Regions from separate parts of the Homo sapiens genome. Here region 2 is linked to region 1. The links are chromatin contacts, found by Hi-C or POLR2A ChIA-PET in ENCODE. All regions are on one chromosome and are shown on one strand. Each heading gives the region's core, a stretch centred on a gene start or an enhancer-like site at or near the end of the contact. The rest is flanking DNA. Distances are from core to core; before and after follow the strand shown.

Evidence for each region. A loop is a pair of places that touch in the nucleus more often than their neighbours do. ChIA-PET counts read pairs that join two places held with the same protein, here RNA polymerase II (POLR2A). Pooled maps may share reads with other maps.
Region 2: a loop to region 1 is called in a map of PC-3, with 5 times the contacts of the local background. The contact joins two enhancer-like sites. A Hi-C loop is called at or near these places in 15 of 168 maps with a recorded cell type or tissue (CD4-positive, alpha-beta T cell, CD4-positive, alpha-beta memory T cell, CD8-positive, alpha-beta T cell and 11 more), 3 of 37 single-sample maps with no recorded cell type and 15 of 50 pooled maps. POLR2A ChIA-PET finds 5 or more read pairs at or near these places in 11 of 52 experiments (AG04450, CD4-positive, alpha-beta T cell, CD4-positive, alpha-beta memory T cell and 8 more).

The regions. Positions count from the first base shown.
Region 1 is chr7:105,827,218-105,832,603 of GRCh38, reverse strand. The region is part of intron 2 of ATXN7L1 (ataxin 7 like 1); the gene reads left to right. Among named protein-coding and RNA genes, the nearest start is that of ATXN7L1, 47 kb to the left of the region's middle. RefSeq lists enhancers at 1,887-2,181, 1,455-2,654. Within about 2 kb of position 2,068, at least 4 of the 41 ENCODE cell types and tissues checked have a DNase peak (open chromatin) inside an H3K27ac peak, as active enhancers do.
Region 2 is chr7:105,793,352-105,798,737 of GRCh38, reverse strand. All of the region lies in intron 2 of ATXN7L1 (ataxin 7 like 1), which reads left to right. Among named protein-coding and RNA genes, the nearest start is that of ATXN7L1, 81 kb to the left of the region's middle. RefSeq lists enhancers at 1,498-1,998, 3,068-4,267. Within about 2 kb of position 3,222, at least 11 of the 41 ENCODE cell types and tissues checked have a DNase peak (open chromatin) inside an H3K27ac peak, as active enhancers do.

The DNA.
Region 1 (5,386 bases), core at 819-3,318:
TCCAAGTTGTTGGTGCACAGAAGGTGCAGGGGCATCTGCAATGCCCTTGGGGGCAGGTGTGTTTTCGAATTCAGAATTATTCAGACTTTGGAAAAGTAATCGATTTACACTCACTGAGGTCTGGGGCGTCACCTGTCATCAAACACATAAGGTATTTCTGTAGCAAATCGTAATCTTCACACTTAAACAGATTAATAAAGACTAGAAATAGCCTCACATTAGTTCAGGTCAGGTGTTGTTATGAAGGCAGTTTAGTCACCAAATTAGGTAAAACTTGGTTTCAGAGCTCTTGAGTTTCCGAATTGCAGAAAATTAGCAATCCCCTCCCTATTCTCAATTTCTACTCCCCAAATGCAAATACTTTGAAAAAATTTTTCACTGTTCTTTTCTGTTTACTTCTATAATGTCAAGTAACTGGGTTTTCCTGCCATCTCAAGATTCTTAAAAGCTTTATATTATCTACTAACTTGCCACCATGAAAAGTGAGGGCTTATTTCTTCAATAGGCCCTCCCCACTGCACACCCCTTTTCCATGCAGCCTTCCAATATAGTCACATGGCCATTTCTCACTAAATCAGCATTAGGGGCTTATATTATTATGATCATGTGAGTATTACTCACAGCTGAATGACCTGCCATACTATTATTACATGTCCTTTCTTAAACAACTCTGATTTCTTCAGTCTTTTGCAGAGAAGAAGCAAAGGATACCAGGGTAGAAGGTTATACAGAGTTCCCACCAAGCTTCCCATGCCTAGCCCACCCCACATCCCTGTTCTCAAGGGTAGCCTTTCTGGGCTTTGGGGGCTAAAATCAGCCCATGTCAATGCCCCCCACTTCACCCCACCCACTAACTGTGTTCAGCTAAGTCATTTACCATTTATCCAACTGCTCTGCAGCAGCATCCAGAATTTTACTGGCATCTTGGGTCTACTCTCATCTCCTATATTGTAGGACTATCACATTGTTCTGGTAGTTTACGCTTTTTAAAATTAAATTTACTGTCATTTTTTGTGGGGCTTCAGGAGAGAGTAGAGATAGACATAGTTTATCAACCTGCCATATTTAACAAAAAGCATCCCAGAGCACTTTTCATAGTTCCTCGGCCACGACCTTTTTATAGTGGGTGTCAGCAGATGTTCCTTATGTAATGATTTTGTCCACCTGTTGCCCAGCTCAGCCCACAGAGTTGGAAATTGGAAATTTGGAAGCGCTGTTACAACAAATTGCTTTCTAGGCATTTTAAATCTCCCAGGGTTTTCCCAGAGCAATTTAGGAGACCTCCTGAATGAGCCTAATGTGCTTTCAGCCTTTCTCGCTACAGTGAAGAGACTACATGGCATTTGCATTTATACAGCTATTTTGAAGTAGAATTCTTCATGTAACCAGGGTAGCATAAAGGGCATGCATTGGTCAGGCAGGGTGGAGCTTGGTCACCAACAAGTGTGTACACTGCACAACTTACTTTTGCTCTCTAGGCCCCAGTCACCCCATCTACGGTAAAGGTGGACTGGAGCACCTCATTCTTTATCCAAACTTTACACAGAGCCCTCTGTATAAAACGCAAAAAGAGGAACTGTTGTGGTTGAAGAAGGGGCAGATGCCCCCAGAATGAACTGAGATACTTCCAAGGTATCCCAGGCTCCTGTGGACGTAGATTGAGAAGCACTGGACTTGAAGATGTCTCTAAAGTCTCAATAGGACAGCTCTGTGAACCCTGCCTTTTCAAATGCTTACTGCTCTGCAGAAGTGAAACACTCTTTGCAGCTGGGGTCCCAGGAAGTGCAGTCCCAGGAAGTGCAGGTCCCATGGAAGGCCACTGGACCTGACATGGCATAGCAGGCACTGTCCTAATCTCCCTTTCCTGGCACAGAAGTGGAAGCAGGAATGTTGGTTCTAGCTGCCTCTTAGAGAAGAGAGAGATTTGTTGATTTATGGGTTAAGAGCCCTGGGATGGGAATCCTCCCAACACAGGCTCTGTAAGAATACAGGAATTTGTTTTCCCACATCATTTGCTTTTGATTTACTGTTTTGATGTGGGGCTGCTTGATGACTCAGATGTTATCTTCCACTGCCAAATCACACGTTAGGTATGTATAACATTTCCTACACAGTGACATCTTATCCTCTTCCACAGTCATCAATGGCCATACCCCACACCCGCCATGGGGCAGGGCTGGGTGGGAGGGGGAATTAAACAACTCTTCTAGTCACAGGTATGGGGCAGTGGTTTTCAAAACCGTTGTCTTTGTTGTTGATGTTGTTGTTTGAAGGATAGAATCATTTTCCAAAGAAAATCTTAAGGCAAAGCCGAGTCAGTAAAACAGATAAACATGGAACCCCTGCTCAAGTTGAAGAGTGGGATGAAGTGAAATAAAGACTCCAGCCCCTCTTCCAGCTCTGCCATAGAGGCTCCAGTTATAGGGACAGACCCCCAGGTCATTTCTGGATCTACCTCCTATACTTGTCGTGACCTAGTAGGATAAATAACTGAGCCTCCCAGGGCCTTCTTGTCCTCATCTTTAAAATGGGGCTGTCGGGGGATGGGGTAACATCTACCACTATTAGCTTTGAGTGAGCCACTTCGTGTGTCCCCAGTGACAAGGAGGCTTCTTATTACTGCCTACTTAGAAGGCTTGCCCCCAAAGGGTAAGCTTTGAGCCCCACAACAGCTTTCCTGCAGGGAATGTTTTAGAAAACCTGATTTGCACAGTTTGCAACAACTACTGTTTTCTTTTCAACCTCTTCTTTCCAGAGAAGGTCCCTGTAAGGTCGTAGTAACATCCAGTTGTTAAGTGCTTGTGATTTTGCTTGGAATGTAAACAATACTCTGTCTTTGGCCAGTTTGAAAAGGAAGTTTTATATTTTCTCCTCTGTCTTTGGAAGTAGCCTTACTTTAGTAAATGCATTTTGATAATGCATGCTGAAATCTATGATTTTGGTTACGTTGAAGATGGGGACCCTGGCAGTAGTGTGGATCTTCTCAATGAGTGTATATTTGTGGGTGTTTTGTAGCTGTTAATTACGTTAAGTAAATCACCATAAAATTGCCCCAGTATTTCCCCTCCTTCCTCCATGCTGGCCCATAGGAGCTTTCTCTCTGAGTGGGAAATGGCTGGTTTTTTGTTGTTGTTGTTGTTTGTTTGTTTTTTAAGACAAAGTCTCACTCTGTTACCCAGGCTGGAGTGCAATGAGTGCAATGGCCTGATCTCGGCTCATTGCAACCTCCACTTCCCAGGTTCAAGTGATTCTCCTGCCTCAGCCTCCCGCGTAGCTGGGACTACAGGTGTACGCCGCCACGCCCAGCTAATTTTTTTGTTTTGTTTTGTTTTGTTTGTATTTTTAGTAGAGATGGCGTTTCACCATATTGGCCAGGCTGGTCTCGAACTCCTGACCTCAAGTGATCCACCCGCCTCAGCCTCCCAAAGTGCTGGGATTACAGGCGTGAGCCACAGCGCCTGGCCCAGAAATGGCTGTTTTTTCACTTCACTATTTGAGGACTGAGCAGGCAGCCTGTCAAATGTATTGATTGCCTTCTCCAAGTTGGAGATTGGGAGCTACATATTTGCTTATCTTCCCTAGTGAAAAAGCAAATAAGACTGCTTATCTAGTATTTAAACTTGCTTTTCATTTACCCTGTCAAAGGCATTATCCCATGAAGACATAATTTGAGAAGTATCTTCATAGAAAATAGCTCTCATTGCATAAGCCATGAATACCCTTGCCGGTGGAGTCCATGTATTGCTTCTTTAGAAATTGTCAGTGCTCACAGCTCTCATCTCCCTCAGTGAATTTTCTAGCTTCCAAACCCTGTACTTTTTCTCCCACCAGTTCTTTCTTCCCCTTAAGCTCTGCCTCCAACAAACTGTGGACTGTGTGCATTTAGCTTCAGCCTCTTCTTCTATAAAATGAGAATAATAATGGTTTCTCCCTCAGAAACTTTTTGCATGGAAAAAACATGATATTGCTTACAAAGTGCTTAGTACAGTAGTTGGCATAGAGTATGTGTTTGATAAAGAGTAGTCATTATTTCTCTTTGTTGCCTCCTCAGTTCTTACATTCATATTCACCTGTCTCCCTGACCATATTTACCTGGTTTATCTGGGACTTTGTTGTATTTTCCTCATCCCATGGGATTAAAAGCAAGCACAGCCCCTTTCCAAGATGCTGTGTGTGCCTGGAGCCTTTCTGGTTCAAGATCTTCTATGGACAACTCCACGCCTTGGGCTTCCTCCAGGTCATTCTCCCTGTCCTTCAGGGATGGGAAGCATTGATGTCACCTGGCTGTCTTCCATATCAGCAGGACTCTGCTTGGTTCTGAATACCATGTTCCTTAACTACTTGTGCGGTAAAAATGTAATTTATGCCCTCTAAACCCCAATCCTAAACTGTGAGCCACATACAAGGAAGCAATATGGCAAGGGCAGTTAAGAACCTAGGTTTGGGGCCACACTGCCTGGGTCAATCCCTGACCCTTGGGGCAAGTTATGTAATTTTTTTTTGTGCCTTGGTTTTCTCATCTATCAAATAGGGATAAAAATTCTGATCTGTATTTCTGAAGAGTGCATTTCAAGCACTCTGAAAACAAAGTTGTTTTTTTTCCCCTAAATTTGAGGCACACTCATTTGGCATCAAAGTCTGCCCTGAACTGACATATGACTATTTATTATGCACTTTATCCAAATTAGTGTGATTATTCCTATGTTTCACTGCAGAAATATTAGTGTTTCTGATTATAGGATGCAGCCCGACTGCTGGGGTGTTATATAATGTACACCATATGACCTTACTAAAACCTGATAAATTCAATTTGGGAAAACCACTAAGCCCAAGAGCTTTGGATAAGGGATTGTGGATCTATAGTAGCTACTTCATAGGGTTGTTGAAAAAATTAAACAAGATACAGTCATCCTTAGTGTACACGGAGAATTGCTTCCAGGACCCCTGGGTATACCAAATCCATGCTTACTCACATCCCTCAGTCGGCCTTGCGGAACCCGAATATATGAAAAGTCAGCCTTCTGTGCAGGCGAGTTTCATGTCTCACAAATACTGTATTTTCAACCTCATTTGGTTGAAAAACTTTGGTATATAAGTGAACCCACGCAATTCAAACCCATGGTGTTCAAGGGTCAACTATATTTTGCATAAAGCTCTTAGAATGGTCTCTGAACTGTGAATACTCAATAAACATTTGCTATTATTCTCCTAAAGACATAAAAGAGTACTGTGTCCATGAGAATGAGTGGTTTATTTTACCACAGTAAAAATGTTTGTTCTCTTTTTAAGTGAATGGTTTAAATGTTTAATGAATGATATAAAAATGAATTTTACTGCCTGGATCTAAAGGAAGTTTGCTGTTTGTTTTGGAAAGAGGCTCCAAATC
Region 2 (5,386 bases), core at 1,973-4,472, 35 kb after region 1:
CCAAAGTCTACTTAAATGTCAGAGAGAAGGCTGAATTCAGTTGCCTACAAGGAGATCTTCAAGTAAGACTTCTACTTAGCTCCTACTGTGAATGGAACTGTGAATGATAGGGTGGGGAAGATGAAGATATGCATGAGCCTAAGGCAGGCATAGGCCAAGGGGAGCCCTTTGCACAGTTATTCTCTTGGCTACCAAGGTCATCACTGTCTAGCCAATCAGTGAGATCTCTGCCAGGTTGGGCTCAGATTGCCAACATGTGCCCTCAGTTAGCCCCCTGCATGCTGGCCCAGTGTCAGACAGTGCAGAGCTGAGACAGGAAGGGGAGGGAGAAGTCTAGATCTTCCAGGCCCAGGATCACACACAGTCTGGATGTCAATGGCAGCCCAAAGTCAGGAAGTAGAAAATGGGACCAGAGAGAGCATCCAAAAAACACCCAAGCCCATCCCAAACACTGGCTCTGAAGGGGGCCTTGTTGAGTGCAGAGTAGCTGTGTTTGCCATGGGGTGGGGGGAAGGAACAGCTTTCATGCACTTGGCATGGTGGGCACAGGAATAGACCACTTCTCCACTGACGGCTCACCTGGATCATGCCTTAGATTCCCTTAGTGCTTATCTTCCAAGGAGCTCAAAGAGTGAATAAATAGAGACAATTATTGACCTCGTAATCTTAGATAGCAGCATGGATATTAGGGCAATTTATTATCATTTACTACTTCCCCTTTCGAGAGAAGAGAAAATGAATGAGTATGGAAAATAAATCAACTTCTTGGGAACCTCAGCCTAGTTAACATATTACCATTGATTAAGCAGCTACCACATGCCAGACTGTTTGACTATGGAGATAGGAAGGGCGATAAGTCACAATTCCTGTCTTCCGGAAGATTGCCGTCTGGTGAGAGTCAGAGACATAAACCAGCCACTCCACAACAGCCTTAGGAAAGCTGCCGGGCTTTGCCGAGTGAGGGCGCACCAGGAGGGGAGAGGGAGGCTTCCCTGAGGAGAGGCCAGGTGAGTGGGAGAGATGAGAAGAAGGCCACAGATAATAACATGTTCTATTTTTTATATCCCTTCTGTGTGCCAGCCTCTTCACAAATAAGTCATCTAATTCCATGTGTGGAAACACAAGCTTAGAGAAGATTATAAGCCAAATGCCAAATTTGAACTTGGGCTTCCAAACTCCAGGGCTCAGCAAGCAGGCACTGCATTTTTAAGGCCCATCTCTAATAGTTTTTGTTCTCAACTCTGGGCGAGACCTGAGGCCTAAGGAAGCATCCTGGGGACCCAGTGCAGCCCCTTCGCCTCCATACATCTTGAATGCTGGTCTTTAAAGGTCCTTCTCCTGAGGAAGTGGGGCTGAGACTGTCTTGTGTGGTCATGTTTTGTTGGGTGGTTGGGGTTGGGGTCCGGGGGCGGACATCCTGTTCATGCAGCCTAATGAGGAGCTTCCACCTGCCCCTTGTGTTTCTCAGCACTGACCTGCTACCAGGCCCGGCTCTGGGCTGTAGCCAGGGAGGGGATGCCTTCCAGCCTAGCCGTGGCAGGAAGAGGCCAGGAGTCATTTTAGCCATTGGTTTGCAAAAGAAGAAAAGCTTTGCTGCTGCCGCCTGCACGCACCCGCACGCTCACTCCCCTTGATGCTGGAGTGATGCTGGAGAGCTCACCGCTGCTGCTTGCTTTTCTAGTTCTCTTCCTTCATTTTCCCTTTGCAGATTTCACTGATTTTGAATCTCTCACAATGGAGCCCTTGGTTTCCAGAGATCTGAGAAACAGAAAGTGATCACATTTTCCTAGAGGGGAGCTCAACATTCTGCTGGGGAAGTAGGAGATGTCGAGTCTGAGGTCATTTTCAGACACCAACTTGTTTTGTTCTATGAATTTAAGGAGATTTTAGAATTGGGGAACAAATAAAATCATTCTGTCAGAGCAAAGGAGAAACATCTTTGTATATTGCCTTAAGCTTTCCATGCACCGTTAAGTGATTAAAATGCAACTGAAAACTCTGATAGCAAAAAGAAAAATTAATAAATACAGTATAATAAGTGCATAAAGATTATTAGGGGAAAGGAAGACTCTTAGGACCAGCCATTCTATGTCCAGATTTGAATCTGCTTGGAGTGAATCACATATCCTTGAACTACAGTTGCTGTTCTTCTCAGGAATTTGGCCTGTCTGAGTTCATGTAAGCAGAAGCCCACAGATCAAAACCACTGTCAGCCACCAGCACAGCTTTTTGATAGTTTTCCAAGGAAGATCAATAGCACCTGGTCCTCTGGCCATTGTCACAGGTTTGTCACATCCGTAGGTCCTACCGAGATCTGTGGGTCCAGTTACCTCCCAGTGAGCAGAGACTTAATTAATTAATTTATTTATTTATTTTTGAGACAGAGTCTTGCTGTGTTGCCAGGCTGGATTACAGTGGCGCGATCTCTGTTCACTGCAAGCTCCGCCTCACGGTTCAAGCTATTCTCCTGCCTCAGCCTCCCAAGTAGCTGGGACTACAGGTGCGCACGACCACGCCCACCTAATGGTTGTATTTTTAGTAGGGATGGGATTTCACTGTGTTAGCCAAGATGGTCTCAATTTCTTGACCTCATGATCTGCCCGCCTCGGCCTCCCAAAGTGCTGGGATTACAGGCGTGAGCCACCACGCCCAGCTAAGACTTACTTTTTAGGTAGAGCTCACATCTACCTTCCTGGAAAGAGCTTGGAATGTTTAAATTAACATAAATACAGCCCCAATTTTTTTCATTACAGTACCTTTTAGAGTAAGTTAAAATGAAAAGCATAATGTTTAAATTATATAAAATTATGTTAATAGCTATAGCATTATAGCGTATGCCATCTTGACATTTTTGTAATTCCTATAGCGACTGAGGTAGTTTCACAACCCTGAAATCTAAGGCCATTTTCAGGAGCTGTGTTATTTTTTCCAAGAAACTAGAATTTAAGGTTGTCTGTTTTGCTGTCTTCTTTTTTCCGACCGTGGGATTCTCTATGGTGAGCGTAGATATCACTGATTGCCAATAGGCTGTCCGACTGCCTTCAAAGTAGTGTCTGCTTCTTGCAGCTTCTCTGTACATCTGGTGCTTCACCTGGAATTCCTGCTTGCAAAAGGGAGGAATCAAGCCTTATTTAGTCTCTCTTAAGGTTTTCATCATTTGAGCTCTCACCAGTTGTTGCTTCATAATGTCAAAGTCTCGAGCCTTGGAAGGTATCCAGGGGCAAATTCAAAGGCACGCAGCATCTAGCTTGATCCTGAATCCACAAAACCAGCTGTCTTCCCATCTTAGAAACAAGTCCTGTGTAAATAGAGAATTGGAGATGTCACCCTGCCTTTTCCTTAACTGTAACCATTTTCAAAAGTGAATATTGGATATAAACTAAAGTTTATAAACACATGACTTTGCTTGTCAAAAGTGTTCTCTCTAGAAGGCTGTTTATCTGGAATAAAACGCTGCTCCCATGCTGCCAGTTTCTTTTTCAGTGTTGACTTCAGAAGCACTTTACCAACTACACTGGGAAGTCAGTTAGTACTTTACTTTTGTAGGAACCATTCTGTTGTCCCAAACTTTGTGTCTCCTTACGTCACAACTGAGTTCTGTTCCATCCCTCCCTCCTCTGCCACCTGGGGGTGTGAGAAGCAGATTTCAGCGGGAGGAAGGCTGTGAGAGTGGACAGAGGCCTGGGAGAACCTCAGTGCTATTGGGAAGCAGGCTGAGTGCCAGACCAAGCTGATAACGTGAATGTGATGGACTCTGCCATGAATGGGAATTGTACCAGAAGTTCAGTAAGGGAAGTGGAGGGCTGCTTGCTCGAAACAGAGGCACTGAGAAGAGTGTGATAAATTTATAAGCAGACCTGATTTAATGCTACAAGCCTGATCTGTGAGTAATCTCCTGAATAATCTTTAATGAGTAAGCATTAAGTCAATAGACATTGGAAAGAACTCCAGTAACCTAATTCCCCATCCCCCACCCCACCCATGACAATTTATAGCCTCATTTGACACAGGAGGTGATCAACTTGTTTACCTGGCTCTGTTGGGCATAAGTTCTTAGGTCAATAATTGATGCGGTAACCATAATTTTAAATTAATATAATGATTTCCATTTCAGTTCAGTTCATAAAACCTGTCTGCGTCCCAGTATGGTACATGATGAATATAATTTTCCATTTTATAGCTGGAGAAATCGAGCCAGGAAGCAGTGATGCTAGAAGGGGACACTAGTCAGCGAAGTGCTGGTGTAAATGTTTTAACAACCAGCTCTCTGCGGGAAGAAGTCCTGGTTTGTAGTGGATGCCGATTTCCATCGTGTAAATACTCCCACCTTGGCTGATTCAAGCTACCAACATGGCATCACTGAATGCAGAGTTGGGAAGAATTGCACATTTTCAGCTCTTGTGAGCTGGTACTAGCTGGCTGCAGCATAATGGCATTAATGATTCAGTTTCTGGCTTCAGGCTCTTGGATGACCACTGAGGACCAGCTCAGACCACTTTAAATCCCAACTTAACTCTCAGATTCTGCTCAGCCTCTCACTACAGTGCCTTGAAGCGTGTTTTTCAAACTTTGAGTTGTAACCCATTGAACAGTCCTGAACTTAATTTAGGGAGCTGAATGAGCATTTTTTAAATGAAATAGAATAGAGTAAAATAAGAAGAAATGAATAGAACAACAGAAAATATCAGCGTGTACACCACATGTTTCAATGATGGATGATGGATGGATGGATGGGTGGATGGATAGGTGGATGGATGGGTGGGGTGGGTGGGTGGATGGAAAGATGGATAGATGGATGGATGACTACATGTCTATAGCGGGTTGGGGTCAAAAACTAAAAATATTGACCCAGAAGCCAATGTACCTCTGTTTTCTCATCTGAAAGATGGAGTTAATGGAGTTGCCTCCTCCCTGCCTGTGATCAGGCCAGGGGGTGACCAGATCACTCTGTGATAATGCTGTGGTGGTGCTAGCACTCTATCTAATCCACAGTTTATCCATTTGTGGTGACAAAACAGGGCAAAGCAGACAGGTCTGGCTTTGTCTCTTTGGGAGATGGTTGTACATTGTGTTTGGACAAAGTTCCGTCTTCATTGGGCACATGTTTTCTTGGCATTCAGCCACAGCCTAGAGATGCCTCCCAGTGGCTCTCAGCCTTCCTCTGTCCACATGTGTACACATGTGCACATACACACACATGAAGTTCTGCAGTCAGAGGGATCAGCCTTCCTAAGTCTGCTGTGAAATGTCATGGGGGAGAGTCCTTAGGAGCAAGGACTCTGTGTTGGAGGGAACTAGTGAACTTTTAAAAATAAGAGAGGTAATGATGAAAGCTTTCTCCACACTCTCTCCTGAGTCCCTCCTGGAAAAAGGTACAAGGCCAAGC